Linked DNA regions of Homo sapiens: region 2 is linked to region 1. A link is a contact called in ENCODE Hi-C or POLR2A ChIA-PET data. All regions are on one chromosome and are shown on one strand. Each heading gives the region's core, a stretch centred on a gene start or an enhancer-like site at or near the end of the contact. The rest is flanking DNA. Distances are from core to core; before and after follow the strand shown. Region 1 overlaps JMJD1C (jumonji domain containing 1C). Region 2 has its middle 5.8 kb from the start of REEP3.

Evidence for each region. Hi-C counts contacts between places; a loop is a spot of excess contacts on that map. ChIA-PET counts read pairs that join two places held with the same protein, here RNA polymerase II (POLR2A). Pooled maps may share reads with other maps.
Region 2: a loop to region 1 is called in a pooled map, with 2.4 times the contacts of the local background. The contact joins two enhancer-like sites. A Hi-C loop is called at or near these places in 1 of 168 maps with a recorded cell type or tissue (PC-9), 1 of 37 single-sample maps with no recorded cell type and 7 of 50 pooled maps. POLR2A ChIA-PET finds 5 or more read pairs at or near these places in 9 of 52 experiments (AG04449, AG04450, CD4-positive, alpha-beta T cell and 5 more).

What each region holds. Positions count from the first base shown.
Region 1 is chr10:63,437,275-63,440,510 of GRCh38, reverse strand. All of the region lies in intron 1 of JMJD1C (jumonji domain containing 1C), which reads left to right. Among named protein-coding and RNA genes, the nearest start is that of JMJD1C-AS2, 8.3 kb to the right of the region's middle. Within about 2 kb of position 1,715, at least 2 of the 41 ENCODE cell types and tissues checked have a DNase peak (open chromatin) inside an H3K27ac peak, as active enhancers do.
Region 2 is chr10:63,513,960-63,517,195 of GRCh38, reverse strand. It overlaps a transcript of JMJD1C not described here. Among named protein-coding and RNA genes, the nearest start is that of REEP3, 5.8 kb to the left of the region's middle. Within about 2 kb of position 1,640, at least 3 of the 41 ENCODE cell types and tissues checked have a DNase peak (open chromatin) inside an H3K27ac peak, as active enhancers do.

The sequences.
Region 1 (3,236 bases), core at 466-2,965:
ATTTGAGGTATTATAAAGGCAGATGTGAATGTCTGGATGTTTACTGAAATTGCAGAATTTTCTTATTGATTTGAGTAATACTTCCTTAATCGACTCTCCTTCGTGTGCTCGCACGCTTGCGCTCTCTCTCTCTCTCTCTCTCTCTATATATATATATTTTTTTTTTTTTTCTTTTGAGACAGAGTGTTGCTCTTGTCACCCAAGCTGGAGTGCAGTGGTGCAGTCTTGGCTCACTGCAACCTCCATCTCCCAGGTTCAAGCGATTCTCCTGCCTCAGCCTCCTGAGTAGCTGAGATTAAAGTCGCCTGCCACCATGCTTAGCTAATTTTTGTATTTTTAGTGGAGATGGGGTTTCACTATGTTGGTCAGGCTGATCTCAAACTCTTCACCTCAGGTGATCCGCCCACCTTGGCCTCCCAAAGTGGGCAATAGTTACTGAAAAAATATCCATCAGTAATCCTGGTTAGTTTTCTGTAATGTGCCTATGTTTCTCAGTGTCTTTACACTGTCTGTAGATTAAGGTTGCTTTCATATCTCACTGTCACCTTAGGCATCATTGTATCTCATTCCCTTGCTGCATACGCACTGTTCTCTAATTGGTAGGTATTGTCATCCTTGTAGCTGATAGAGAAATAAGTTCCTAGTTAACTTTGTTATGTCAAATTACTTAAAAAAATAAACTGTAGACTAGAAGGACTGCAGTATATATGTCAGTGAAGTGACTTCATGACATATAAGTGACTTTTTTATGATCTACATGTTGTTTTTATATATGATAGTATTAGAGAATTATACGGTCTGTTTTTCAATTATTTACCTAAATAAAATAATTTGAGGTGACTTTTGTTAAGGATAACTATGAATAAGATTGATAAAATAGAAATAAGGCCTTAAAAACCATCCGTGTAAACTGAGGTGGTTCAATAGAAATATCCTCCTCAACTTAAATGTATGAACAAATGGTAAGTGTTTAATTCTGAAATTTGTTACTTGTGTGGAGTTGTTGAGAGTCAGGGATATATTTGGTAAGTAATGAAATAAATAAATTTTTAAGAGATTGTTTTTCCTGGCTGAGTTTAAAAAGAACGCATTTCTCTTTAAGTAATATTAAATGTTGTAATTAATAGTGATGTTTATAATAGTTTTGTGGTTTGCGTGGAGGTTCTTCATGTGGCTGTTAAAAAATAATAATTCTCAGTGAAAGCCAGGAACAGAACATTACACAATAACTTACTGTTGTTTCTACAGAGAAGAAAGCTACTGAGGTCTAAAAATACAGCTTTATAAAATGATAGAATTTTGAGTATGTACTAATGGGCATTAATACTTTATCCTGTGGTATTTGAAGACCGTTTTCACACAAGCATCTTCAAATATCAGTGTTATTTAGTCTTTGACAGGTGTTGGATAGCAGTTAAAGATTGAAGTATGAGGGGGCAATCCTAGATTTATCCATTCAGCAGATACTTATTGCATGCCTTGTACATATCAGGCACTGGGAATAAAGTTGTGAAAGGAAGTGGATCAAATTGCTGCCCTTATGGAAATCAGTTTATGGAAGGAGAGACAAAAGATAAGAAGATAAATGAGTATGATGAATGGTATGTAAGATAAAGTACCAGGAAAGAAAATAAAAGCATGAATGTTGAGGGGGCGGAGGTGACATTTTAGATAAGGGAGCCAGAGAATGCCTCTCCGAGTAGGTGACTTTTGAGTGAAGACCTGAAGGAAACAAGGAAGCTAGTCACGTAGATGTCTGGAGTAAGTACCAGGCCTAAGGAAGAGCAAAATACACAGCCCCTGAGATTGGGAATGAGCCTAGCGTATTTGAGGAGCAGTGAATGTGGTATGGTCAGAGAGCAGTGAAAAGTGGGAGAGGAGAAGGAAAAGATCAGAAGGGGAACAGGATGGCAGGGGATAGTTTGTGAAGGACCTTATAGAACATTTTAAGGATTAAGCTTTCATTCTGGATGAGATGGGAAGGCATGAACGAGGTGGTTTTAAAAGGATCCCTCTACTTTCTTTGTTGATAGTAGACTCTTGGGGTGTGGGGTGAGGCAGATGCAGGGAGAGCGGTTAGGAGGCAATTGTAACGATTCTGTGGTAGCATTAGATCATGGTGATAGCAATGGTAGAGGTGGTGAAAAATGCTCAGATTCATATTTATTTCCAACACAGAATTGATAAGAGTGGGTTGCTGAATTGCATCTGATGTGAGAGACAGGGTTTAAGATGGGTTCTAAGGTTTTGGCTCCTGCAAAACATAGAGTTACCATTTTTTTTCAGATGAGAATTGACTGGAGGAGCAGACATTTTGGAGAGTGGTGGTGATAGCGGTAATAATACTGGGGATTGGGAATCTGTCTTTTAGATGTGTTAAATTTGAGATGCTTATTTAGACAGGCAGTTACTTAAAGTATCATGTTTGTTAGTTAAAGGGAGAGGTCTAGGCTGGAGAATCTGGGAGTAGTCAGTATATAAATGGCATTTAAAGCTATCAGACTGAATGAGTTGATGTAGAGAGTGAATATAGAACATACCTAAGTGTTAAACCCTGGAGCAGTTTTTAAAGATTAGATATATGAGAAAGAAGGGACAGGGAGGTATGAAATCCAGAAGTGATGTTCAGAAAGCTTAGTGGAAAAAGTGTTTCGAAGAGGAGGGATTACTGGTTGTGTCAAATGCTGCTTAGTGAAGTAAGATAAAGGCTGAGAATCTACAATTCAGTTTTAGCTAATGAGTCATTGGTAACCTTGATCAGCAGTTTCAGTGTAATAGTGGGAACAAAAGCCTGATAAAGTGAGTTTACTAGAGAACTGGAGGTAGTAGATTGGAGACAGAGATTATTGACAAGGCATTTGGGAAAAAGAGAAATGGAGCAGAGCTTTAGGAGGAAGATAAGATTTTGTAAAATGGAAGACAATATACCATATTTGTATGTTGATGAAAACAATTCAGAGATAGGATTAAGTTGATGATGCAACTAAGGAGGAATTACTAGAACCCTGTCTTTAGGTAGTAGTAGAATTGGCCTTAGATAGTACCATAAACTTAATCCCTAGTAATAGAAGAGAAGAAAGAGATACTGTATTTGAGAATAGCTGTAGGTAGCTAGGTAGTGAGAGAGAGGTAAGAGCTTGTGGAAATCTGATTGCTTCTGCTTTTTAGTGAAATAGCAGCTGATAGGATTTGAGAAGAGAAGTTATGAAATAGTCATCTAGGGGAGTAAAGATTGA
Region 2 (3,236 bases), core at 391-2,890, 77 kb before region 1:
ATGTCTGATCGCTGTAATTATTAATGAGAATGCTAATGAGACTGAATACTAGGTCACCTTCGCATTTCTATTAAGAGAGCATTTTCAGTGGCTAAAAAATATATTTATTTGGAGAAAGGCTAAAATTACTAAATGAGTCTGTCTTTCATAGTTGTTTAGAAAATAGGGGGAGAGAGAGGATCTTAAGAAGACTGACATAACAGAAGAAAGCTGTTCTTTTTCTGTCTGCTGCTAGATGGATACCTCTTTTCTCTCAGGCAGTCGCTTATGGAATTATGGTTACAACAGAGGTTCAGTTTGGCTTCAGAGATTGAATGATAATGAAATGATACTGAAAATACAATGATCAGATAGCAATAGAATAAAAAGATTAGGTTCTGATTAAGTATTCACTATAGGTATTGGTAGAAAAAGATGGTGACTAGCTGACAACACAAAAAGTAAAATACATCTGTGATGGCTGGATCTGGGAAGCACACACAGTAAGAAATTGACATTATCTGAGATTCTTACACATTTCCAGTAGTAGCCTTAACTATAACAATTAAGGATTTAGACAGAAGCTTTTGTTTTTCCTTCATGGTAAAATATGGTTTTGTGTTTGACCATGTTAAGTGGCAGAGAAACATCTAGTTTAAGATAATTGAGGTACTTTTACTATTTATTTAAAATAGAATAGATTAAATCAGGGTTTTAAGCTCAAGATAGACTTATGATTTCAGGTATTCAGGTGCATATGGGGTTGTGGTATAATTTGCCAAATCTGAAATATTTGATAATGACATCATGTCTAGTAAGCAGAATTTCAACAGATTTCTGTTGATGTCTTGAGTGATAATTCAAAGCACGTGGAATAAATTTAAAAGGGAACAGTGAAAAATTAGTCTTTTTTTCTTCCCTGTTTCCAGCTACTCAGTTCATTTCACAGGCAGTCTCTGTTCCCAGGTTTTTTTTTTTTTTTCCCTCAAAGTCCAGAAACATACCCAATTATTAATAGATATTTAGTCTAAGATAAAGACAGCATTTTATGGTTTTTGGAACACGATGGAATTATTCAGTAAACGATGTGACAACCAGCCAGCCATTTAATAAAAACTGAAGAAAAAAAATTCTGATAGGTAGGAAATGGAAAAACTGAAAGTACCATAAAAGTACAAAAAAATAGATAAAGGTATTATATTCTTGATAGCAGGAGGACCTTTCTGTCGTAAAATCAGAAACCATAATCATAGATTTGAGTATACAAGAATTGAAACTCCTGTGCCTCCAAAACCAATATAAACAAGATTAAAAGACAGATGACAAACTAGGAAAAAATTTGTAAAACCTGACAGAGGGTTTTTTGTCTGATTTTTGGGTATATATCTTCATATACAAAGCACTCTTAAAAACTATTAAGAAGTAATCTCTGAAGACTTCCAATTTCCAGTGTAGCATGTAAGGAGCTCAGTAATTGCCACTTGGTCCTGACAACAAATAAATAACTGAACAAAATGAAGAATAGACAACACTTCTTAGATTCCTCAGATAAGTGAAGTCACAGGGCAAACCACATCCTCCAAAACTGGAGAGACAGACAGCTGGATACAGAGAATCACAACTACTGAAGCAGAAACCGAGGATCAGAAACCCCTGAGGGAACCAGTACCCGGGTAGGAAAATCTGAGCTGTAATTGAGGAGTTGCTGGAGGCTCAGTGTGGACAAGTCTGAGACCTAAAAGCTCCAGGGAGAGCCAGTCCTAAGGAAGCCCCCGTAGTTTTGTGAGATTTACTTCCTGGAGCTCTACCAGGTCCTCACAGTAAATATTTGAGAAAAATCCTCTTACGCTGTCAGCTGGAGAAGGGAGAAGTGAAACATTTTGAAATACACCAAGGTATTCTGTTCTTAACAAGGCCTGCCCTCAGGAGAAATTATTTCTCTTAGAACCAAACCTAACTGGGGAATGGGAAAAATGCAGCTCCAGTCAACTCTAGCCCTCCACATGGAGAAAAGGAAATTCCTAACTCCACCTCCCTCTAGACTTCCAGTTGTGGGAAGGGAAATAACTTCAGCCCTCTCCAGCCACCCTGTTCCATTTGAAGGGAGGAAAAAACCTGAGAAATGCTGGTGGAAGGTCACAGTCTAGAGGCACGGGCTCACCAGAGGACTGAGACCTAATCCTAGGCCTATAGAATGCTTCTCCTCCCCCATCACCCTAGTACTGCATTACAAAACACCTGTTTACTGTAGGCTTTAAAAAAAAAAATACTTAGTATTATTATGTCCACCTTTAACAAAAAATTACAGGCATACTAAAAGGCAAAAACTGTAGTTTGAGGAGACCAAACCAAACATCAGAACCATAGCTAAATATGGCAGGAATGTTGGAAATATCAGACCAGAAATTTTTTTACGTATTTTTACTTTTTTTTTAAGCTTTTATTTTAGATTCTGGGGTACATGTGTGTGGTCTGTTACCTAGGTATGTTGCATGATGCTGAGGTTTGGGGTCTGAATGGTCCCGTCACCCAGGTACTGACCTTAGTATCCCACAGTTTTTCATCCCTTCCACCCCCTCCCTCCCTCCTCTAGTAGTCTCCAGTGTCTATTGTTGCCATCATTATGTCAGTGAGTACCCAGTGTTTAGCTCCCACTTATAAGTTAGGGCATGCAGTATTTGGTTTTCTGTTCCTACCTTAATTTGCTTAGGATAATGACCTCCAACTCCATCCATGTTGCTGCAAAAGGACATGATTTCATTCTTTGTTATGTCTGCATAGTATTCCATGGTGTGTGTGTGTACTACATTTTCTTTATCCAATCCTGTTGATGGGCACCTAGGTTAATTCCATGTGTTTGCTATTGTGAATAGTGCTGTGATCAATATGTGAGTGCATGTGTCTTTTTGGTACAATGGTTTTTCTTTTGGTTGTATACCTGGTAATGGGATTGCTGGGTCGAGTGGTAGTTCTTTTAAAGTTCTTTCAGAAATGTCCAGACTGCTTTCCACAGTGGCTGAAGTAATTTACATTCCCATCAATAATGTATAAAGGTTTCCTTTTCTCTGTAGCCTTGCCAACATCTGTTGTTTTTTGACTTTTTAGTAATAGCCACTCTGACTGATGTGAGATGATAACTCATTGGGATTTTGATTTGCATTTCTCTGATAATTAGTGATGTTGAGCCTCTTTTTTCATGTTTGTTGGCTGCTTGTATGTCTTCTTTTGAGAAGTGTCTGTTCATGTGTTTTTGCCCA